2 separate regions of the Homo sapiens genome follow, and region 2 is linked to region 1. Evidence: chromatin loops called from intact Hi-C (ENCODE). Cell type or tissue: breast epithelium. All regions are shown on one strand. Each heading gives the region's core, and the rest is flanking DNA. Links, peaks and the distances in the headings are about the cores only. Region 1 overlaps DCP1B (decapping mRNA 1B). Region 2 overlaps ERC1 (ELKS/RAB6-interacting/CAST family member 1).

Region 1 (12,742 bases), core at 2,993-10,992:
GAGGTTTATAGAAAAAGTCATTGCCCAGAGCAACGTTAGGGAGCTTTTCCCCTGTTTCCTTCCAGGAGGTTTATAGAAAAAGTCATTGCCCAGAGCGACGTTAGGGAGCTTTTCCCCTGTTTCCTTCCAGGAGGTTCATAGAAAAAGCCATTGCCCAGAGCGACGTTGGGGAGCTTTTCCCCTGTTTCCTTCCAGGAGGTTTATAGAAAAAGTCTGCCCAGAGCGACGTTGGGGAGCTTTTCCCCTGTTTCCTTCCAGGAGGTTTATAGTCTCAGGCCTTACGCTTAAGTCTCTCTAGAATTCTTAAATTTGTGAACATCCCAAGAAGTGGAAGTAGGAAAAATGTTGAGCTATCAGTATATATGATATGGGTAAAGTGAAGTCTGTCTAGTTTACAGGAGGTTAATAAAATAATTTGAAAACTTATTTTGGCTGAAATTTTGTGCATTCTCTTTTGAGAAATAACTTTCTGTGAATCTGCTTTAAAGTAGAAAAGATGTTAATTTGCATTTCATCTCTTTTTATCTCCGCCCTATTCAATTTCTAGTTGAGATGCAAGTGAACAGTAAAATAACCAAATTTTAGTAAGAACAAGAGGCAGGACCAGAAATGATCTACAGGCTGCATAGTTAAGCTTGGAGTATTCAGAAGTGGACTATTTGTGTTTTGTGGTTTAAGACAAGAATTATTGGCTCTTTTCTGGATATAGCTGTGAGTTATTTATGAAATTATAGAAATTTTTTTGTTGAATGATAGAATTCAAAAGAATATAAAAAGAAAAATCACCAATAATCCTATAAACTGAAGATAGAAACTTTTTATACTTTTATTGTATTTTGTTTCAAACATCTCTCTTGGCATAAATACATATGTTTATGTATGTATGTGTTTGTGTGTGATTAAAACTGGATTATATGACATACTTTTTGAGGTTTTATTGTATTTTAACCTCAGCATCCAACAGAGGAAGTTTTTGAAGTTTTAAAGAAATGCCTCAGGTTCTCTGTGAAGAATCCATTATATGCTTTTTCAAAAACTGTTTTTCCCCCCAGGATTTTAAAGATATTTAGGTCGGGAAAAGCATACAAAATTAAACAACTGGAAAATGAGCTACAAACTACTGAGGTGGATGATTAATTCTGAGCACTCTGATAAGAGGGAGCAATTGTTACATAAAAGCAAGGTTTTGTAGGTAGGCAGTTGTAGTGACACAGAAAACAGCTTCTGGAGATAACATTTTAACTAGGAAAAGCTATCAGGCTTATTCATATCAACAGACAAAGCATCCTGTTAGCCCATATGGATATGGGCATAGGGAAGCTGGGAAAAATCTGCCTTTCTTTGCCGGAAATTCAGTGTTTCTGAACATAGAAAAAGAAGAAATACAGAAAGCGTCATTCAAAGAAAGGAAGCATTCACGTTCTTTTAAATAGCAAGGCTTTTCATGCCAAAATTGTGTAAGGGATTAAATGTTAGCCTGTATTCTTGTCTTGTCTTGGTTATCCATGACTTGGGAAAGCCATGCCAGTTGGTCCATGCCGCCATACCCTCATTCACCTAAGAAGAATTGGAAGTAACACTTTATGACTTATAAGGTGATTTTGCATCCCACGTAATACTTGTGCTAAATATACAAATTATTGATAGAATGCCTGGAGGAAGAGAATCTTTTGTATGGTTAACCTCACATACAGTGCATACAGTGGTAATAGATGCCACACCCCCAGATCGTTGGATTAGAGAATACACATTGATAACTGTAAAACACATTGGGAATGCTGGGTTCCTGAGGGACAAGATTGTGTTTATATTTCATTTCATGTCAGGTGTGGAATATTTTGGGGCCTGAGGCCTTGGCTGTACAGTGGAAACAAATGATGCTTCAGAGAGTCTGTAGTACAGAAAGCAGCATTTTATATTGTTTTATTTAGTGTTTTAGCAAACTAGACACCAGTATCATTGCCATGCTCTTTTTGTTATGAATCCTACTGTGTTAGCAATTGCATGGTTGGTTAGATTAATGTATAATAATGAGTCAGTGTTGGAAATGATGAGATTTGTCTCTTGTCTCTTTCTCTACAAAATTCTAATTTGTAGTAAGTAGCTCAGAACGCTCAGATTTGAATTACTCTGTTTATGCAAGAAGTCATTTATTAAATAAAGATGATGTTAGTAATTTTTAAATCAGTGGTTTGAGTCAGCTTTTTGGTTTGTAGACCAAAAAAGATTTAGTTACTTTGATGAAATGTACTCAACTACTCTCCAATTTTAAGTCAACTGCTTAAATTGTCCAGACATGTTATTTAAGGAATGGTTTCTATATTTGTTTATCATTGAAAGACATTAGACTATATATATTTAAACGTATAGTCAATATATTAAGCACAGAACCTTTCAATTATACAGGTGTCTTAAGAACCCCTGGTCCTGGAGGCTGGTGTTGTTAGTAATATTTAGAGCACTGAATTGTCCAACTAAGAAAAATTAAATTTTAACTTGATTTATACTCAAACATAGCTCTTAGAGAAATTTAAGGGATTTTCCTTTGTGCATGAAAATCTATCAAAAACACAGCCGTCTACCAATTAGATAAGAAGTAAAAAGGTAGTCTTTTAAAAAGACTAAAGCTTTTCTAAGCCAAAAATGAGGGGATTTTCTTTTCTATTTCAGTGTAAAACCTGTTCTGAGCCAAAAAAGATAACCAGTTCCTCTGCCATCTATGACAATCCAAATCTCATCAAACCAATTCCAGTGAAACCCAGTGAAAACCAGCAACAGCGTATACCTCAGCCCAACCAGGTACGGAGTTCTCTGCTTGTCATATTCAGTGTGTCTCTAGAATTCTTAAAGAACTTTGACCCAGAATATAGTCAGGGGAGGGCCTGGTGTTGTTGAAGAATGCTTTCAGGTAAACCCAAGAAAGCGGGATTTCAGAATACAGATTTTTTCATTATTAATAACTTACTCTTCCTAGAAGAGGGTTAAAGTTTTTACTTTTGGCATATACCACATTCTGTGCTAATCTCTTGTGAACTTGAACTCCTTAAAAGATAATGTATTTTTTAAAAAACAACAAGCCAGCACAGTGGCTCAAGCCTGTAATCCCAGCACTTTGAGAGGCTGAGGCGAGAGGATCATTTGAGGCCAGAAGTTTGAGAGCAGCCTGGGCAACACAGTGAGACTCCATCTCTACAGGAAAATTAGCCAGGCATGATGGCGTGCACCTGTAGTGCTAGCTGCTCTGGAGGCTGAGGCGGGAGGATCCCTTGAGCTTAGGAGTTTGAGGTTACGGTGAGCTATGGAATGCGCCACTGCACTCCAGCCTGGGCAAGAAAGCAAGACCATGTCTCAGAAAACAAAAACAAACAAACAAGCACCCTAGAAAACTAATAACATTGTCAGAGATGACAGAAACATTACCCATTGGGTCCATATTCTTCTGGGGTGGGTGGCTTCCCAAGGCCACCTGGGAGAACCACCAAGGACACAGAGTTGATTTGAGCACTTCTGAGCACCTCCTCTGTGCCAGATGCAGAGCTAGCACTGTAGACTGGGGTAGCTGCCGCCGAGAGCTCAGAGTCCAAAGGAATGGTATAAAACTCCTCTTCAGATATGATGACTTGTCACTGTCTTTGCAATCTAAATTAGAAATATTACAGCAGCTTTTGTGTTAGTGTATATATATATATATATACACTTCAGAATAGTACAGCAATGACAAAAATTGTCAATCTGTAGGTCCCATTAATGATTGTAAATATAATATTGCTGTGTCATTTTATCATGACTATGACTAATTAAAAAGATTTTCTTAAAGGAATTAGTTTATATCAATTTTGAAAATGAACATGGAGCCAAAAGACATAAAGACTAGTAATGAAAATCTTATATTGAATTTTTAAAGAAAAGAAGTCTTCTAATTTTTTAGCTTTCTTTTTATTGCTTGTTTTATGGAAAGTTTTTATTATATTTTAATAGCGAGACCTGAATATGTTGACTTTAAAATGAAGCTTGTGGTTTTTTTTCTTTCCTCTTTTATTTTTTTTTTTGAGACAGATTTCATTCCTGTTACCCGGGCTGGAGTGCAGTGGCACCATCTCAGCTCACTGCAACTTGTGTCTCCTGGGCTCAAGCAATCCTCCCACCTCAGCCTCCCAAGTAGCTGGGACTACAGGCGTGTGCTGCCACATCTGGCAATTTCTGTATTTTTTGTAGAGATGGGGTTTTGCCATGTTGCCCAGGCTGGTCTTGAACTCCTTAGCTCAAGCAGTCTGCCTGCCTTGGCCTCCCAAAGTGCAGGAATTACAGGCATGAGCCACTGTGCCTAGCCTCATGTTTTCTCAGTGCAACAATGCAGAAAGCAACAGAAGTAAAGAGCAAGAAGGAAGTAGCTTTGTAACTGGCTGGGCCAAGGTAGATTTTATGTATCCAAGGACTTTTTAAATCCTACCAGTATATATTTGAAAGGATCAAGTTAGATTTAAAGTCTTCCGTTTCTTTCCAGCCCTTGATTTCCATAATTCTGTGAAAAACTACTAGAAATTCTGAAATGCTTATATTCCTTTGTATTCTCATATTACTCTGCAGGCTTAGATGGGCTTCCTATTGAACAGATTGTTTATTTTTTTAGTGCATATAATTTCCTACCAAGGTGGTTCCCAATCTGTGAAACCCCAGGCCCTTGAAGATCTTATACCTGTTTTATCGGTCAACAGATATTAAAATATAATAACTGTTTTGGGGGTGCAAGGGGAGCATGCTGTGAAAATTTTTGACATTAAAAAGGGGATCTCATTTTTCAAGTTTATTATTATTATTTTTCATTCTCTCTAATCAATCCTTTGTAAATAGAATAAGTCATCAGATAAGTTATGTTTCATAGCACTTCCTCATATAACCAAATTGTTTGTAGACTCATGTCAGATATCTTTATTTTTTCCAGACCTTAGACCCTGAACCCCAACACTTATCCTTGACAGCTCTGTTTGGGAAGCAGGACAAAGCTACATGTCAGGAAACTGTGGAGCCTCCGCAGACTCTCCACCAGCAGCAGCAGCAGCAGCAGCAGCAGCAAGAGAAGCTTCCAATTAGGCAGGGGGTTGTACGCTCCCTGTCCTATGAGGAACCCAGAAGACACTCACCCCCCATTGAGAAGCAGCTCTGTCCAGCCATTCAGAAACTCATGGTCAGGAGCGCAGACCTCCACCCATTGTCAGAGCTGCCTGAAAACCGGCCTTGTGAAAATGGCAGTACCCATTCTGCGGGAGAATTTTTTACAGGACCTGTCCAGCCAGGGTCTCCTCACAACATTGGAACTTCTCGTGGTGTACAAAATGCTTCCAGAACTCAGAACCTGTTCGAGAAACTTCAGAGTACCCCAGGGGCAGCAAACAAGTGTGACCCTAGTACACCAGCACCTGCCAGCTCAGCTGCCCTGAACCGCAGCAGAGCTCCCACTTCTGTCACCCCTGTGGCTCCAGGAAAGGGTCTGGCTCAGCCACCACAGGCCTATTTCAATGGCTCCCTTCCACCTCAGACAGTAGGACATCAGGCTCATGGAAGAGAACAGTCCACACTCCCAAGACAAACACTCCCCATCTCTGGTAGTCAGACTGGCAGCTCTGGAGTGATCTCCCCTCAAGAGTTACTGAAGAAGCTTCAGATTGTACAGCAGGAGCAGCAGCTGCATGCCTCTAACCGGCCAGCCTTGGCCGCTAAGTTTCCTGTGCTCGCTCAGAGCTCTGGAACAGGGAAACCCTTGGAATCCTGGATCAACAAGACACCCAACACAGAACAGCAGACTCCTCTTTTCCAGGTAAATATGTACCAGGGGCAAAATAAAACAGCCTGGGCAGCATAGCAAGATCCTGTCCCTAAAAAAAAAAAAAAAGTAGCCAGGCTTGGTGTCACACGCCTATAGCACCAGCTACTGAGGAGGCTGAGGTGGGAGGATCCCTTGAGCTCAAGAGGCGGAGGTTACAGTGAACCATGATCGTGCCACTGCACTCCAGCCTGGGTGACAGAGCGAGACCCTGTCTGTTAAGAAAAAAAAAGACAGACAAAGAAAAAGGTATTACTATAATGCAGTGAAATGTAGAGTCCACTTCCATGCTCTAGGGACCAATGTGTCACGTACATTTCTGTTTGGAGCAGGGTGCACCTCCGTGCATCTTGATTGCCTGAACTTTCTACCTGGAAGGAGAATCTTCACTTTGGTTAACAATCTGAGAACTTCCCCCAACCTTTTTGAGAGCATTACTTGTAGAGTTAAATCTTCGTTATATTAGGAGGTCTGAAGACCAACACAGACATGGGAGAAAACCGTAATTTTTGACTGTAGGAACTTAGTATGGTCTGCCTTGAAATCAATCTGGAATGCCAAGCAACTGACCTCCTCTTGTTTTTCAGTCCACAGTAAATTATTCACTTATTTAGTAAATATTTTTGAGCACTTACTACATGTCAGGCATTGTCTACATGTGGGTACATAATGATGAAGAAAACAGACTCCTTACCCACAGCCCATGCTGTAGGTTCTTGAAATAAACAAAAAACAGCCTATTTCCTCCTGAAAGGTGCAGCCAGTTTTTATCTTTCTCTGTATCGTCAGTATAGCCTACTGTAGATCAGGAGAGGTATGCATGCCACCCACCTCCACCCCCCACACAAACTGCCAGAGAGGGAAAATATGACAGTTTTTAGAAAGATTCTCTCCTTTAGAGAAGATGCTTTTCCATGTCCATCACTGACTTGGGACAGTGAGGAAACCACAAGCTATTGATCATCTGCCTGTGGGTAACATCTGGAGATCTGACATTGAATTGTTTTCCCTTTGGATTGGAACACATTCATTGAAAGTACATTGGGTTTAAAAATTGGAAAGTTCTCCCTGTGTATCACATATATCATCACTGGCCCTTTGTCATGTTTTGTTATGTACCTTTTTTTGTTTTTTGAGACAGAGTTTCACTCTTGTCGCCCAGGCTGGAGTACAATGGTGCGATCTCGGCTCACTGCAACCTCCACCTCCCGGGTTCAGGCGATTCTGCTGCCTCAGCCTCCTGAGTAGCAGGGATTACAGGCACCTGCCACCACACCTGGCTAATTTTTTGTATTTTTTTAGTAGAGACGAGGTGTCACGATGTTGGCCTGGCTGGTCTCGAACTTCTGACCTCAGGTGATCCACCCACCTCGGGCTCTCAGAGTGCTGGGATTACAGTCGTGAGCCACTGCACCTGGCCTGTTATGTAACTTATAACAGTTTCTCAAAAATCTTGAACTTTTGGCTGGGCATGGTGACTCGTGCCTGTAATCCCAGCACTTTGGAGGTTAAGATAGGAGAATCGCTTGAACCTAGGAGTTTCAGACCAGCCTGGGCAACATAGACCCTGTCTCTACAAGAATTTTTTGTTTTTAATTAGCCGGGTATGGTGGCATGCCACTGTGGTCCCAGCTACTTGGGAGGCTGAAGTGGGAAGATTGCTTGAGCCCAAGAAGTTGAGGCTGCAGTCAGCCATGTTTGCACCACTGCACTCCAGCCTGGGCAGTAGAGTGAGACCTTGTCTCAAAACAAAAAATTCAGTTTTTTGAAAACAAAGACCTTAGGCATGTGCCAAAAGTCTTTGTGAGCCCCTGAGTCAAAGTGTTCTCATTTATTATTTATTAACATCCCAAATCTGAGTACCGACTGCTATAGAAACAATATTTATAACTCCCACTCCCCCTCATTTCAGTGTTATTGTCCCTTTTTTAAAAATGTCTGCTTTTTTCCTCTTTGATGATTTAGAATTAGAAGCATGCGATGAATATAGTCTGACTTAAATTTCTGATGTACAACTCCCTTGACTTTTCAGTACTCACAAATATCAAGAGCCGAGTGAGAAAGGCAAGCATTTCAGCAGCCCACGCTGTGCTCAGAATGCTTGACTCCACCTCCGGGAGCATCACTGCTCAGCACCGCTCCTCGAAATGTCATGTAGGGACAAGTTAAAAGAAACAGCCTGCCTTCCTCTAGGCCAACTTTTGCTCAAAGAGACGCTAAGGGATTGATTATAAAATTACAGCAACTTCTAGCTTGCTGGCCTCCTTGCCTCCCTCTTAGGAGTTCTTTCGGGGAGTTCGGAGGCTGATAAATAACATTCTTTTTCTTCCCTGAGTTAGAAGCAAATGATAGCTGTAGGAGTCAGTCAGATAAGGATCAAAATGTCACTTGCATAACTGAAAGGGCTGTTAGAAAACTTGGTTTCAGGTCTGTTTGCCAAGGGAGTTAGACTCAGCAGACAGGCTCTGGCAGGGCTGAGCAACAGGCCGCCCGGGTCAGCCCAAACACATCAGCTGCGGAAGCTGAAGATGAGGGCTCTCTGCAGGCAGGCAGATCCTGTCAGGGAAGGACCCAGAAGGGGTGGACCCACACATCACTCTCCCTCCCCACGAGAAGTGAGTGAGGCCGCAGGAGGGGCGGGGAGTTGCTCTCACAGCGCCTCCTGTGCTCCGGGGTCAGGAGGGGAAATGGGGAGGCCCCTAACAAGGGTGGCAGCTCACATAGGTTGTGAGACCTTTAGGTCAGGGTCATGGACAACCAGGTCTAAGGAAAAGGTCAGTAGTCCTAAATGCACTTGCCAAATACTGGTAGCCTGAAAAATAAGCTGTCACCCAGAGGCCAAGCTGCATATGCAGTGGAAAGAATAGTCCCCACAGCAGACGATACCAGAGCTGCTCAGTGATGCTGAAGGAAGGTGCATGGAGCAGTGGAGCAAGAATCAGTTTCCCATAAACTTTTCTCAGCTAGGAAAGCTGTGGACAGGGAATGCTTAGACCACCCGTATCTGCCGCTGCAAGCTATCATGCCGTGAGCTGCTCCTGAACCCCGCTCTCTGTGTGTATTTGCTGTGAGCAGGTCATCTCACCTCAGCGCATCCCTGCTACAGCAGCTCCGTCTCTGCTTATGTCCCCCATGGTGTTCGCACAACCCACCTCCGTCCCGCCAAAGGAAAGGGAGAGCGGCCTCTTGCCTGTGGGAGGCCAGGAGCCACCTGCTGCTGCCACCAGCCTCCTCCTGCCCATACAGAGCCCGGAGCCCTCCGTGATCACCAGCAGCCCACTCACCAAGCTCCAGCTCCAGGAGGCACTGCTGTACCTCATTCAGGTAAGCAAGCACGTCATCTCCCTTCGCACCTGACCACGCCTGTTGGCCTCCTGGCTGCAACTATGAGATAAAGACTCAGCCAAGGCCTGCTTAGCTTCCGTGAGAATAACAGGTGTGTGTAACAACTCATCCTGACCCCAGCGGCTTCTGTGCTCAGTTAGCTAGGTGTTATTTATAATACCAAGTGTGGCTTGGGTGTCTCAGCTCTTCAAGGATTTTGTAATTTGAAGGACTGTCTAAGGCCTCCAAGCTGTCACCTGTCAGAAGAGAAGGAAGCATATGCTGGGGATTAAGCAGTCCCTGAGAGGACCCTGGGTGCTGGAGGCCCAGACAGAAAACTCACCATTGGGAGGTAGAGGTGGGAGCAGTCCTGGGCAAGGGGCCATCTGTTGAGTGGGGAAGAGGCCACTGAGCGAGTGGAAAACAGGGAGGGAAGCAAATAATGGCCATGGCTGCTACAGGTATGTTTTACAAGTCATTTTGAAACCTGCTCATTAGGACGGGATGGAGTGACAGGACTCCTTGTGAGCTGCTAGCCTCACTTGCCTATGAAATTATGAAATAATAATGAGTGCTATAATAGCTAACACTCCACAGAGCTGGCGCCGGGCCCTATTTTCAGTGCTACACACAAGCATATAACTCATTCACTCCTTACATAACAACCCTGTTATTTTTCCCATTCTACAGACAAGGAAACTGAGGCTGAGCAACTGGCCTGAGGCACGGAGCTCGTACATAAGCAGGGCTGGGATGCACCCAGCCTGGCCCCCGAGTGCCACTTCCCACGTACTCTCCCGTGGGCCACGTTCACCACATGAATGTTGGCAGGGACCAGCCTCGGGAGAACATTCAGCACAGGTGCCCTAGCAAAGCACACCCAAGAAATCAACGGCAGTCCTTGAAAAGTGGAACATTTGTAGCCAGACAGACTTCAGACACCCCAGTTAACATATTTAGGTGTCTTTTTGGTAGATAATCTTTAAGAAAACTTGTGTGGTACTTTGCTTAAGCATCAGACGGCCTTTAGAGAGCAGGCCAGCCCTTCTGCGGTTGTCTTATCCTACTTAAAAAGACAGTGGTCTCAATTAGTACAACATTTTTAAAAAGGTTCCATGTTGGCCGGGCACAGTGGCTGCTCACGCCTGTAATCCCAGCACTTTGGGAAGCCAAGGTGGGAGCATTGCTTGAGGCCAGGAGTTCAAGACCAGCCTGAGCAACATAGCGAGACTACAAAAGAAGGAAACATGTTTGAGGAAGAATGAAAGGAATGGGGCTAGAAGTCAGCAGAAGCATAATAACAATCAGAGATAAATAAGGTCAACAGCAAATGATTGAGCCCTACTAATTCATAAGTAAATATCAGGATAAAAATATTTGCCACCTTTTAAAGCTATTCATAGTAAGCTCAGGAGGAATTAGACATCTGTGAACCTCTTTACTTTGAGCCAGTTTCTTAAGTTGTAATTTAAAAGATCCATATGTTTTCTGGCTGATTCCCTTCACATTGTCTTGAGACTCTACTCCAGAGTAGTGGCTGAACATGGCGGATTAGAAATTACATTCCCCTGCCCTCCACTCTGCGTGCATTTTACTTCTTCCCGTGTACCACACCTCATATTCCCAGTCACTCAAGCAGTCTGTTTTTAGTTTCTGCCTCTTGTTAGGACACAATCTCATGCAGAGGAACTTTGTGACTACTTTGCAGGAAAAAGAGGGATAACATCACTCTCTTCATTGCATGAGAATGATGCTAAATCTGTGTGGGGTGCCAAGAGGGAATGAAGGGGGAATGTGAAGTGTGGGTGAATTACTAACACTGTAAAGAATTTGGGTGGGAGGGAGAAGTCTCTAGAATTAAAACATGAGGAAAACCACTGATTAGACCGTGATTCTCACTCCTTAGCCAGGCAAAAGAGCCCAGAGATTACCAGTCTTACTCCTGCCCACTTGCCAAGGCTAGAAACTTTCCATAACTTATGGGAAGACTTATATTAGCTTTGATGAAGTACTGATGAAGCATATTGCAAGTAAAATCCTAAGTAATGCCCAAAACAAAGCAGACACATTGTAGGTGACTTGGAGGGCCTTTAAGAACCACAGTGGCTCATGCCTGTAATCCAACACTTGGGGAGGCCAAAGTGGGAGGCTCACTTGAGCCCAGGAGTTCAAGACCACCCTGAGCAACATAGTGAGACCCTGTCTTAACAAAAAACTTAAAAGCCAGGCATGGTAGCACGCACCTGTAGCCCTAGCTACTCTGGAGGCTGAGGTGGGAGGATCGCTTGAACCCATGAGGTTGAGGCTGCAGTGAGCTATGATGGCACTACTGCACTTTAGCTTGGGTGACAGAGTGAGACCCAGTCTCAAAAACCCAAAAAACAAGAAACAAAAAAACACACCACAGCAATCTCTTAACCAAACTTTGAGACCACTGACTTGGATCATGTCCTCCTAACTCCTCTGTCTGCTGGGGCTTCATGTCTTTTCATGCAGCAGACCCAGGCTGTTCTTGAGTAAACCTTGCTCCATGCTGCCATGTGTCTGGGCTGCCCATCTGTGCTGCATGTAATGAGCTCTTGCTGCTGTGCATACTGACCATGGAAAACCATCAGCTCTGTCCGGCCTTGCCGTCAACCCCACTTAACATTCACACATGCAATTAAAAACCACCAGCTGTTAGACAGGGAGAGATGAGTGTCTCAGTATCCAAAGGCCAGTTCAGCTCTAAGACAGAGGAAGCCTTTTGTGTCTGCCAACCAAGTAACATTCTCTTGGGTCTTTCGATTTGTTTTCCAGAATGATGACAACTTCTTAAATATAATCTATGAAGCCTATCTCTTCAGCATGACTCAAGCAGCCATGAAAAAGACTATGTGACAGCAAGGCCTTTTAAAACTGATTTTCAAGGTCCTTCTAGAACTCCGGCACAAGGTTCTTTCATGTTGAGTGTTGTTTCCTTCAATGTTTCTGCCTTTTTTAAAAAAAAAGTATGTGTAATATGAAGTAAAATGTTTCAGACTTTTTTTTATACTCAAGTGTTTTTTAATTATTATTATACTTTAAGTTCTGGGGTACATGTACAGAACATGCAGGTTTGTTACATAGGTATACACATGCCATGGTGGTTTGCTGCACCCATCAACCCATCATCTACATTAGTATTTCTCCTAACGCGCTTCCTCCCCTAGTCCCCCACCCCGCGACAGACCCCAGTGTGTGATGTTCCCCTCCCTATGTCCGTGTGTTCTCATTGTTCAATTCCCACCTGTGAGTGAGAACATGTGGTGTTTGGTTTTCTGTTACTTTGTTAGTTTGCTGAGAATGATGGTTTCCAGCTTCATCCATGCCCCTGCAAAGGACAAGAACTCATTCTTTTTTATGGCTGCATAGTATTCCCTGGGTGTATATATGCCGTATTTTCTTTATCCAGTCTATCATTAATGGACATTTGGGTTGGTTCCAAGTCTTTGCTATTGTGAATAGTGCTGCAATAAACATACGTGTGCATGTGTCTTGATAGTGGAATGATAATCCTTTGATTATAGTAGAGTTACAATCCTTTGGGTATATACCCAGTAATAAGTAGAGTTATAA
Region 2 (12,742 bases), core at 2,521-10,520, 840 kb after region 1:
AAGCAGAGTTTAGAAGCACAAATTTTCCTTAAAGACTGAGAAGGGAAGACATTATAAAGGGGAAGCAAATATAATACAAAGCTTAGGAGCACAAGGCTTTGCAGACATTCACCTATCAGAACTAAGCTAGCTATGTGTCCCTGAATAATTACTTTCCTAATCAGTTTCCTAATTAGTAATAAGGAGAAATTATACGAATGCCACTGTACTGTTTATGGATTCAGTAAAATAAAGCGTGAAATGTGCTTAGCCTGTTGTCTGACTCAATGCAGAAATTACTAATAGTAGCTATTTTAAAAAGGAAGTTATTGATCAACCTTCCCTCTAGCCAATATATGGTTTCCATAAACCAAATTAGACCCTTTCCACCAAAATATTTCCCTTTTTAATATATACTATAAAGTGGACCATAAATAGCAAATCTACAAAAGTAGCCCAAGTTTGGTTTTTTAAATGCTGTATTTTTTTATTCCAGTCTTAGCCACAATTATTTTCAGAAGCAGTTTTTGCTGACACTTTGACAAATGTGTGCACAGCCTAGTATAGGTCAGTAAAGAACTTGTAAGCAGTATGTGGAAGAAGACTGCCTGTATAAAACCAAATCCTGCCTCTTACTAGCTGTGTTTTCCTAGGCACCATTCTGTTACCTCAGTTTCCTCGTCTATAATTTGGAGTTGATAATATGTCTAACTCAGCACGTTATAAAATGTTTACAGTAAGTGTGCAAGTGTTAGCTACTTTATTATTCAGCCATCCCTCGGTATCCATGGGTCCATGGGGGACTGGTTCCAAGACACACCTTGGATACCAAAATTAATGAAGGCTGAAGTCCCTGATATAAAATGATGTAGAATTTGCATATAACCTATGCACATCCTCCAGTATAGTTTAAATCATCTCTAGATTACTTGTAATACGTAATACAATGTAAATATTTACAATGTAAATAGTTGTCATACTGTATTGCTTAGGGAATAATGACATGGGAAAAAAGCCTGTACATGTTCAGCACAGACACAACATCCATTTTTTTACCCTGAAAATAAAAAACAGTTGGTTAAACACACAGATGCAAATCCACAGATATGGAGGGCCAACTGTATTTATTTTATTATTATGTTCTGAATTGAAATTTTAAGTTCATTAGAATATTGAACTAGATTTAGATACCTGAAATAAGTCTCTTAGTAATTTCAATTTACTAGATAAATACTTTCTATACATCTGTCCTAAAGAAAGTAACATTTGTGGCAAAATCACTCACTGGAGACTTAAAGATAATGTCTACATAAGGTAAAGCACTTTGCTCAAGAGTTTCAAATTCAAATAAACTCTAGGTGATAGGCCTAGAACAACTGCATATATTCTTGTACCTAGGAAGAAAAGAAGGCCGCCATTCATATAAACCAACAATAAAGGGTTGAGAAAGAAACAGGCTTTGAAATACCATCCACAGAGTGACAAAAGCAACAATAAAGTACCAGGTACAAGGCTTCCAGAACACGTGAAGGCTCACTGCACACAAAGTGACATGTGGGTCAAACTAGTGAACAGGAGTCAGTTAAAGAGCAGAGCAGGCTGGTTAGTGCTAGTAATGGGCAAAGCTGCCAACCATAGAGAATGAAAGGGTAAGCCACCCAGAAGCCATAGAGCTAGCAGGGTCCCACTGTGGGACCACTGCACACAAAGAGGTAAATCTTACGGCAAAGACCTCAGCCTGAAGACCAGCCGCTTTCTTTTTCAGCTCCTCCCATTGAGCCTCTTTCGAACTTAGTTCCTCCTTCAGTTGTTCTACCTGTCACGACATTATTATTCTTTTTCACTTATGTGTCAACTTAGGTCTTCTTCTTGTCTACTTTTGAGGCAGAATGGTAACTAGAAATAACAATAACTTATATAATACAATCAAATCTGTTCCCCTCATTCCCTCTTCAAAGAGCCATAGGTAGTTTCTAAGTTCACAGGTTTTTTCCCCCCACAGTGGACTGGAATGTGCTAATCAACAAATGAAAAACATAAACACAGAGATCATACGGCACTATGTCTTGTTCTCAAATCAGGGTGAAAAATCCAAACTAATAGAAAGTTGGTTATGTGAGGCCAGGCGCAGCAGCTCACACCTATGATTATATCCCAGCACCGTGGGAGGCCAAGGCAGGAGGATCACTTGAGGTCAGGAGTTCGAGACCTGCCTGGCCATCATAGTGAAACCCGTCTCTACTAAAACTACAAAAATTAACTGGGCATGGTGGTGGGCGCCTGTAATCCCAGCTACTCAGCAGACTGAAGCTTGAACCCTGGAGACGGAGGCTGCAGTGAACCGAGATCACGCCACTGCACTCCAGCCTGGTCGACAAAGCATACCTCCGACTCAAAAAAAAAGAAAAAGAAAAAAAAAAAAAGTTGGGTATGTGAGTTTTTAATTTCTAAAACTGAAATGAAAGTAGTAGAAATAATTAATAATAGAGTCTGGAGGTAGCAGAGGAATATTCTGTAGACTTATATGCCAGGTATGGGCACCATGGCAAGAAGCCAGAAACTGGAGGGGAAGTGATGTTATCATTCCTTCACACTACTGGGATGTTGCGGGTTTCATTTCTAAGAACCTGGAGAATACAACTGGGAAATAAAGGGGGAAAACACTTATTTTCTGGCTTAAACTTTATAATTACAATCATAATGTTTAATGAAACCACAACAAAACTGGTAAATTGATAATTGTGATAAACTAAATCCTCCAACTTGCCTAAATAGTTTACAGAATCAAACTAAATGACTTTGGATACAAGGAAGGAACATTGTGACTGATGATAAACACAGACTGATAGGTCTTGGTGGTATCAATCTTTGTCATATTACGCCTGAAGTGCACATGGGAAGCAATAAACCTGACAGCAAGTGGATCTTCCCCACAGGATAGGGCAAAGAAAGGGCTTTCCGTTACAGAACTGTATTTGGAGGGGAAACGTAACTTCATTTCACCCATTTCATTAAAAAGCCTCTTAGGGCTGGGCACGGTGGCTCACGTCTGTAATCCCAGCACTTTGGGAGATTGAAGTGGGTGGATCACCTGAGGTCAGGAGTTCAAGACCAGCCAGGCCAACAAGGTGAAACCCCATCTCTACAAAAAATACAAAAAATTAGCCAGGTGTGGTGGTACGCACCTGTAATCCCAGCTACTTGGGAGGCTGAGGCAGGAAAATCACTTGAACATGGAGGCAGAGGCTGCAGTGAGCTGAGATCACACCACTGCACTCCAGCCTGGGTGACAAGAGCGAAACTCCATCTCAAGCCTCTTAGGGTTTTGACTTTTTAAATAATTCACAAGAGGTAAAGAACCTGATGTTTCATATAGTGAGAAAAACTCATCTGGAAGTTTTTCGGAAGTACTAATAGATATGAAAACTTAAACCATGACAATACATATGTAGCCTCATACAGAGAATTGTCTTTATAAGTAAAAACTTGTAGTAACTATCTATGTCAGTAATTCTGACTTTAATTCTGGAGAAGTTTCATTTGAAAGAACTATGCTAAAAGTATTCTTCCCTGAAACCTGATAAAAGAGTGTAAAATACGGCTTTATCATCACTAGAGAAGTAAAAAATATGCATCAATTTTTCAAACTCCTTTTAAGAATCAAAAGTCTCACATGCCATTACCTTATTTTTCATAAATTTAGAATGGCTCCGATACACTTCCATTTGCTTCATTTCTTCTTCCCTTTCCTCAGTACTCAAAGCACCATTCGATTTCAGCATCTGAATTTCCTCTTCCAGGTCTCGAAGCCCACGCTCCATAGAGGAAATTTTTGAATCCTGAAGACAATGGAAGATTTAGTGATTGAAGTATTCACAAAAACCCAGAAAAGCTGAATAACATGATATTTAAAGAAGTTACATTTAATAAAGATAGACAAATATACAGAAAAAATGCTGTCTGGCAATTGGTGCCTTGCTTCCTTTTTTTGAGACAGAGTCTGTCGCCCAGGCTCTAGTGCAGTGACGCAATCTTAGCTCACTGCAACCTCTGCCTCTGGGTTCAAGCAGTTCTCCTGCCTCAGCCTCCCAAGTAGCTGGGATTACAAGTGTACGCTACCATGCCCAGCTAATTTTTGTATTTTTAGTAGAGACAGGGTTTTGCCATGTTGGCCAGGCTGGTCTCGAACTCCTGACCTCACGTGATACACCTGTCTTGGCCTCCAAAAGTGGTGGGCTTATGGGCGTGAGCCACCATGCCCAGCCAGTGCCTTCCTTCTAAAATACGTCCTTTACAGCCATTTGAGTGGGAGGAGAAGCACTCATATCCACAGTATGATTTTTCTTCTATGGCTGCCTCCAGCTCTGCACCCTTTAAATTAAAGTTGAAAATAATTACTAAATTACTGAAGAAGTAAATGCAATGAAAAACTGGTTAAAATTTCTTTGCATCAGAAATTACAAATTTCTGGTGAAAAAAATTTCCAATATTAATAGTAAAGCCTTTTCTAGTTCTAGTATTTTATCATTTTACTTGGTGACCCCTAAAAAACATATTATGCCCCAAAGGAGGGGAAAAAAGTAAGAGGGTTTCAAAGATTTATACAGTAACGTGTACAGCTATATGTGCAATAATAAAAATTACATAACATCCCACTGCAGAAAAATGGGGGAATAATTAAGTTATTTATCATGTTAGCAATCCTTATTGTCTGTACTTCATACATTTAAAATAATTCTTAATTTTTAAAAATCACTGTCCTTATAAACCATCATCTCTACCACAAATATCACCTTCCAACAGAACATTATTTCATATTCGATCTCTTGATTTTGTTTGTCGCAGTACCTAGTTTCTCCCCAGGCTACTTTACATGTCATGAATTACAGAAAGACTCCTACATGGAATGAATAGTTTTATGTATCTGTAGCTGCAGGTGCTTACTCACCAAAGAAATAGAGACCTTAAAGAGCATAAATTAAGTATAGCTTAGCTTTATTTCACTTGGAGTTTTAGATAAACCATTCCTTTGGAAGCTATTTTGAAATTAACTCCTTTTCTACTTTACCTCAATAATTTCTTGATTAAGTCTCCTTTATTCTCAGAGCATAAAGATGAGAGAGATTAAGGCTTTATATCGAGAAAACTACACCTAGCTATTTTCAGGTTCAAGGGAGGGGAGGAGAGGATGTATTCCTCTGTCTTGCTCATCACGTGACCTTTAAAAATATCACAATGAAAACTGTCTTTTATAAATTCATTCAAATTAAACTTAAAATGTACCTGTTCAAAATCCATTGTACTGAATTAATACAATCAGAGTCATTCTATACCTAAACCAGGATTTTTATTTACTCATGTGGAATGACTGACCCATAAAAAGTACTACTTCAATTGCACTACCTGAAAATTCACTTTTAAGATTGCTATAAAATTTCTCTGGAAATATCAGAACACAGCACCTTAAAAAAGACTAAAATACTAGGCATAAGCATATGACTAGCCTACAAATGAAAGAAAGTGAAAGTTAAAGGTAAGTTCTCCTCTGTCATCAGCCTGAGTGGTAATGAAACTGGACCAGCTGAAAGAGGGAAGTGTATCTCCAGCAGCACTGGGGCTCCACTCAAGACAATTTAGTCCCAGGTAAGAACTCCAACTCTGTACATCACATGGCAGCCGGAACCTGTACAGAGCCTCTAGAAAGTCTCTACAAGGCCCTTAAAAATATAATCTAACTTCTCCCCTACCCTAAACACAGACAAAGGCAGCTTTTGACAAATTAGCACCCTCACTACCAAATCATGAGCCATAAAACCTTCTTCCCAAAAAGGGATCATGACTCCAGCTCTGAAAACCAGGAGGCAGGTACTGACTGACCAGAAGAAGAACCTACCAAGGAAATCAGGCCAGAAAATTAAGGCCTGATACTCTCAACTAGTTCTAGCACCAACCCAACGGGTACCAATGCTGGGTTTAAGGAAAGTCATTCCAACCAGGTTTCTTATTCCTAGAATGTGTAATATTTAAATAAAAAAATTCCTTTTCACTTTACTACTCTGTACTTCCCCAGCCCCAGCCCTTCCATCATTAACCAACCAATCCCACTGGACTTACTGAAATCCTCTGCTCTTTGTCAAATTCCCCAAATTCTCAACCTTTTTCCCATGAACTCTCTCCAGTGAAGGTCAATAACACCCCAACACCACAAAGGAGCAGGGGAAAGGGTTGACATTCTCCCAGTTCTTCAAGGCTGTTTCCCTTTATGGAAAGCTCATACTCCTTTTCACCCTACCCTCCCCATTGCTGCCATCCAGGGACTTCTCCATCACTCCTGCCCATTTTTGGAAGTCTTTGGCACCTGGCTTACAATATCCCCTTCAATCACCACTCTTGCCATAATCCGAGGATTGCAATGTCAGAATTCTTTGACGCCCTTAATTGCAATGATCTCATCCTCCAGTCCATTTGGGTGATCCAGTTTATAGGACTGATGGATCCTATCATCATCCAGAACTCTCTTCCCCTGGCCTGTCATACCCTCACTCTGATTATTTCCTGTTCAACCTCACAGAGAATTCCACTTTCCTAACTTTTACATTTTCTCCCAACCTGTCAGTCCACCTGAATTTTACTCTTTCCAGATCCAGGGTACAGTCCAGGACCAACGTCCAAACTACTCTGTCATCATCACCCTCAATTCATTTGCATCCCAATCACTCGCTCTGCTTTATCTATCCCAGCAAAACTCTAACCCTAGAGCAGTACAGTCATTCTTCCCTGTTCCTCCACTGGTAAAGGAAAAACAAACAAACAAACAAACAAAAAAATAGTAGAGAAAGGGGAGGAAGAGAAAGAGAAGAAGAGGAACAAAGAAGGAAAGGCTGGAATGAGGGAAAATGGTGGGAGAAGGGATAAGAAGAGGAAAGAGAGGAAGAAGAGGCGAAAGAGGAGAGGGCAAAGAAAATTGCATCACCTTCAAGATTACTGGGCTCTTTTACTTCAATCACCTTTCTTCCCTATTTTCCCTAAAGACTACACTAGATTTTCATAATTCTCTGAAGCTCATTCCACATTCTCAGCAACACAGCTATTTCTGTTGTGATTTCAGCATCACATCCTCTTGACCCCACTGGGCCACCAGAATCTTTCTCCTTCTTAGCAGAATGGCTGAAGGTTCACACAACTTAAAATGCATCCATTGCCACCAAGTAATACTATTACTCGTCCTCATTCTGTCAAAAGGCAGTTAAACAAATCATTTTGTGGACATAGGTACATTCATGTGTTTTATTCTTAGGTGTTAACAAGGGATCAGGAAATAACACAACAAACTTGTGGTGAATGTGGAAAGGGTAAAACCATGCAACTGAACGATTCTAAAGGCCCTTTACAAGATTATACTCAAGACTACCAATTAACTACAAAGAACCCAGAATCCACTAATTCGGAATTTGTTTGGTAAATCCTTTCCCCACCGAGAATAAAGATGTATACGATATAAAGTTTTAAGAGGAAATCATCCAAATTAAGACAACAGTTCCCATAACTACTTCAGAAGTATCTATTTACATAAAATTATTTATATACCATTGACTAAATATTCTTGTCATATCAACAAATATTAAATGAAGGCCCACAATGCAAAACACAGTATTGAGCTTTCTAGAGGATATGAAGAAGTAGTTGTGGGGGGAGGTCCCTAACTACATGAACTTTTATGAGAAAGAACAGATTGTGAACAAAAATAACAGCTGCAACAGCTAGTATGGATTGAATGTTTACTATGCGCTAGGTCCTGTTCAAAGTGTTTTTACATGTTTTAACTAATTTAAACCTCAAAACGACCCACTGGATGAGTACTATTACTATCACCATTTGTTGATAAAGAAACTGAGGCATAGGTAATTTGCTCCATATCTTACAGTTGGTTAAGTGAAGCGAGATTTTGAATCCAGGGAGTTTAACTTAGAAAGCAAGCTCTTAATCACTATACTGAACAGCCTAAAGATTTCTAAATATTCATTAACTTAAGGCAGAGGTTTTCAAAGGATGGTCTATGGAACTCTCAGGGTACCCTCAACCCTTTCACAAAGTATGCATGATCAAAACTATTTTCACAATAATACCATGATGTCACTTGACTTTTCCACTGTCTGCACTAAAGATATACAGCAATGATGGGCAAAACTGCTAGTGCCTTAGCACAAATCAAGGCAATGGCATCAAACCATACTTGTAGTCATTATATTAATATTTGTCACGTCAAGTACTTGTAGGAAAAAAATGAAAAATAAGAAATAAAATTTTTAAAAGACTACTTCATTTAATACCGCCCTTGAAGAAGCAGTAAAAAGTATTACTTTTAATAAATCTTGGCCAGGTGCGGTGGCTCACACCTGTAATCCCAGCACTTTGGGAGGCCGAGGCGGGCGGATAACGAGGTCAGGAGATGGAGACCATCCTGGCTAACACGGTGAAACCCCATCTCTACTAAAAATACAAAAAATTAGCTGGGCGTGGTGGCAGGCGCCTGTGGTCCCAGCTACTTGGGAGGCTGAGGCAGGAGAATGGCGTGAACCCGGGAGACGGAGCTTGCAGTGAGCCAAGATCACGCCACTGCACTCCAGCCTAGGCGACAGAGCGAGACTCCATCTCAAAAAATAAAAATAAAAAATAATAAAAAAAAATCTCAACTCTGGAGTACACATACTTTTAATATTGTGTGTGACAAATGGAATGAAGCTGCGTACTGAAATACGATGGCTGTCCCTAAGCACAGGACTCGTGTTGCTTTGAGTTGTAAACTGAATTCAGTATTTTCTTCACGGAACACTATTTTTACTTGAAAGAAAACTGACAAGCTATGGTTACCCAGACTTGGTATCTGGCAGACATTTTCTTAAAATGAAGGAAGTGAGTCTGTCATTTTAAGAGAATAAAGGGGTCCTGAGACCAAGACATCTGCGAATAGCTGATTTAAAGAAATTCTGTTCAACTCTTTTTGGTCCAATTTGAATTATGGTCTACAAGTAAAAGGAAATAAAACTGAAATTCTTTTAAGATGTCATTTTCATTGATTCTCACTCTTAATCTCCAAATAAGTGAAATACTATTACATGCCATTTCCTAACACTCACACATGGAAGTTTTTGATCACTTAAAAGTATAAGGTAATTCATAAGATTCTTTACTAGATTCTCACTTACCTTCATCTCAATAACAGTTTGCAGAGCTTTTGTTTTGGCAGAATCAGGAGCATTCTCAAACCTTCGATGCATCTCCTGTAGAAAAGAGGCAGAAAGAGATTCAGTGCTCTCCTGTTCACCCTCATTTTTTTCAAAGAGGAGTGAGAGCCGATGTATGCAAAAGATCACTACAGCCTTATGAGACAATGACCCCTTCTGTGTTACCAACCTTTCCCTGTGAATCAGGGAATCCACAGACTGCATTCAGGCTCACTCAACCATGCAGGCATAGGAGGATCCCTATCTCTGAACACCTAGTTATTTAAAATCAGTCACACAGACACGAGCTACCATAACAGCTGAAACTACGATTTCACATCCTCAGGTTGTGTGTCAATCTTCCACATAACTCCGGGAAATATAATCAGAATTCCAAATGATCCAAAATGGGGATTAGAAATGCTCCCTTTTAAAAGGAGAAATAAATACCATCACAATCAGTCTGCATTGCTGACTGCAGCTGTGGAAAGCAATCTGTGTTGACAACATCCTTTCCACGGCATCCACCCCCAGAATAACCACCACCTGGTTACCTACGATGAAGCTCGCTCTCTAGTGGTGCTACAGTTAGGAAGAAAAACATGACACTGTTGAACAAGTTTCCTAAGTAGTTCAGGTTCAGAAAATGTCAGAAAAACATAGCTTTTTTTTTTTTTTTTACCCAAATTTTACTGAGTTCAGGATAGAAAAGGAAGGAAGGGATATCAGAGCCTTCCAGGTTACCAAACCACTTCAGTGATTTTCTTGTCAGACTCTGTGAATGTCTCTAAATAAATCAGTCAGTACTTCCAAGTACCCTGGGGACAGGCTCTTGGGAATCCAGGGAATACAGAGATGAATGCTTTCTGCTGCCTCTCTCCCTACTTCCAGCTTTAACTATCCACCTAGTCATCTCACTTTCATGTCCAACAAACATTTCAAACTCTACATGCTCAAAACTCAACTCCTGACCAAGCGTGATGACTCATACCTGTAATCCCAGCACTTTGGGAGGCCAAGGCAGGAGGGTCACTTTGGCCCAGGGGTTCGAGACCAGCCTGGGCAACATGGCAAGATGTCATCTCTACTCCTGATGGTGCCCCCAAACCTGCTCCATCCTTCCTGTTACTCAGGCCACAAACCTATGAGTCTTCTTAATGCCTTCCTTTCGCTCTCAAGCCGCAGTCAGGAAATCCAGTTAGCTCTAGCTTCAAAACATACCCAAAATCCAAGCACTTCTTGCCATCTCCACGGCCACCACCTGGAATGAACCACTAAACAAAAATATACCTTTTAATCCATAACAACCTTCTAACTGAGCTCTGCTTTATCTTGCTCCACTACAGTGTTTTCTTAATGGAGCACTTCAAGTGACCCTTGTAAACATAAAGTTGTCCTTGTCAGTCCTCTGCTGAAAACCCTGTCATGGCTCCCCATTCGACTCCAACTAGAGCCCAAGTCCTCTCGGCAGCCTGCAAAGGCCTCATCTCATCGCTCTTCCCTGGGTCTCCATGCTTTAGCCACTATGGACTCCTTGCTGCTCCTCAAATATGCTAAGCATGCTCCTGATCCTTAAGCCCTTTGCACAAGCTGCTAGGGGAAGACTTCACTTCTTTCCAGTCTTGGCTCAAATGCCTCTTTTGTGTTAGTATTAGGTTTAGTTGTTGTGATAATGCCATTGTCGCTATGCAAGAAAATGTCCATATATTTTAGAGACGCATATTAAAGTCTGCAGAGGAAAATGACGTCATGCCAGGGATTGGCTTTAAAATCTTTGGTAAAGAAAAGAGGAAAAAGAAAAAAGAATACATGGAGGAAGTGTGGCAAAATTTTCGAAACTGGTGTATCTGAGTGATGAGCATGTGGAGATTCATCATGCAGTTCTTACTGCTTTTGTGTAGGCTTGAAATTTTTCATAACAAAATGAATGTTCAACGTTTTCAGTATAATCTACACCTTATTTTAAAATTTAACACAGCCAAAAAAGAACGCATGTGTCCTTCCCCTTTACTTCGCTCTACTTTTTCCTGTGTATAGCACTTACCCTCTAACATATTTTATGATTTATTATGTTTACTTATTATTCTCTACGAGAATGTACGCTCCACAAAAGCTAAGATCTTTGTTTCATTCATTCACTGATGGATCCAAAGCACCTACAACAGTAGCTGCCACACTGGTAAGCGCTTAATAGACATTTAAGGAATGAATACTGAATGAATGAAATGGCTACCAAACGTTCAAGAATTAGCTAGAAAGGAAATATTTTAGTCCCTTCCTACTCCTGTGCTGAATTTTGTACACCTCCTATTTCTCATACAGCATGCTACACAGCTTACATAGCTCCATGAGCACTTACCCCATTGTATTAGCAATAGTTTTTCTTCTCTAACATACCATACTGTGAACTCTTTTAGAAACTGTCTTCTGTATTCCTCAGGCACTGTCTGATATGTAAGCAGTCGTTAAAAATTACTTCTCCTCTCTATCTGTTCCTCTTTTGTTAGATGAAGGAATGAATGATGAATGAATGATCAGCCAGTTTCTATCCTCACCTCTCCACTGAACCATACGATCTAAAATAGCAAATAAAAAACCTCCTTGTTTCTAAACCTAATAGTTATTGTCAGTTCACCTCCTTTGCAAACTCTAGCTGGTACCAGAAAAAAAAAAATTTAAGTTAAAGAAGGAACGTCTTTAAAATTTTCAACCGGCTTCCATTAAAGAATTATCCTAGCTCTAAACTCCACCCTTTTCCTTTCCTACCTGCAGACATTTTCTAAATTCCTGTCCTTGGAACATCTGGATTCTATAGCCTGAATCCAAAGCCTTCACTAATCCACAGAGTAACTTTATGCGAATTAGAAAAAAAGCAACCCTTCTTGGGTAGATGCAACATCACCATGAAGCACAGGCTGAATTTTAGGGCCTACGGGCTCCATCAGCAGGAAGCTCTTGTTTGGTGAACAACCCGTACAAATAACCATCCAAAATAGCCCTTCCCTAATCCTATGGTTTCAACTATTACCTTTACACGTATACCCCACAAAATCTATTTATCTCGCACCGTGGCAGGCATTCATCACTCTTCCTCGCCGTGTGATATCTGAATTCCTTAGCATGTGTGGGAACTCCACATTTAAAGGCAGAGTCTACCTCCCACAACAGAAATTGAAAATGCCACATACTTGTTGCCCAGCCTTTCTTGTGATTAAAGCCCAGGTACATGACCTAATCACCTCAATCAGACACATTCGTCATGTACTTTGAAACAGAATCTTGTGACATGAAGAAGCCGGGACATGAATATTTACAGACAATTCCAGCAGTGGGTGGCAGAGGCAGCAGCTACCTCAGGCTTCCAGACACACCAACAGCAGAGGCTCCAGTGGTGGTGAGCAGTGTCAGTGATGTCGGCGTAACACACTCACATGCCTGTGCCACGCAGCACTGTCATCACTAAAGCAATATAGAAGTGTGATTGATTCGAGGCATTATTCTTGTCTATATAACTTCGGAGCCCAGTTCTCTAGTCCTCC

The links. Peaks named below come from ENCODE experiments on the same cell type or tissue, not always from the same donor. Only the 100,000 strongest peaks of a DNase experiment are listed, where the experiment ranks them.
Region 2: it touches region 1 in a loop (20-fold over the local background); 1 of 110 quality-filtered maps calls a loop at or near these places.

Annotation. Positions count from the first base shown.
Region 1 is chr12:1,945,489-1,958,230 of GRCh38, reverse strand. DCP1B (decapping mRNA 1B) reads left to right here. Exons shown (of 9, transcript NM_152640.5): 6 at 2,671-2,799; 7 at 4,943-5,815; 8 at 8,897-9,145; 9 at 11,945-12,178. The coding sequence ends at 12,025. Among named protein-coding and RNA genes, the nearest start is that of LINC00940, 15 kb to the right of the region's middle. RefSeq lists an enhancer at 2,975-4,174. In breast epithelium, for the core only: no CTCF peak of the experiment used is centred there; DNase peaks (open chromatin) are centred at 7,940 and 8,331; H3K27ac peaks cover 4,373 bases.
Region 2 is chr12:1,101,268-1,114,009 of GRCh38, reverse strand. ERC1 (ELKS/RAB6-interacting/CAST family member 1) reads right to left here. Exons shown (of 19, transcript NM_178040.4): 4 at 9,186-9,260; 5 at 3,663-3,818; 6 at 1,712-1,795. Among named protein-coding and RNA genes, the nearest start is that of ERC1, 120 kb to the right of the region's middle. In breast epithelium, for the core only: no CTCF peak of the experiment used is centred there; no DNase peak of the experiment used is centred there.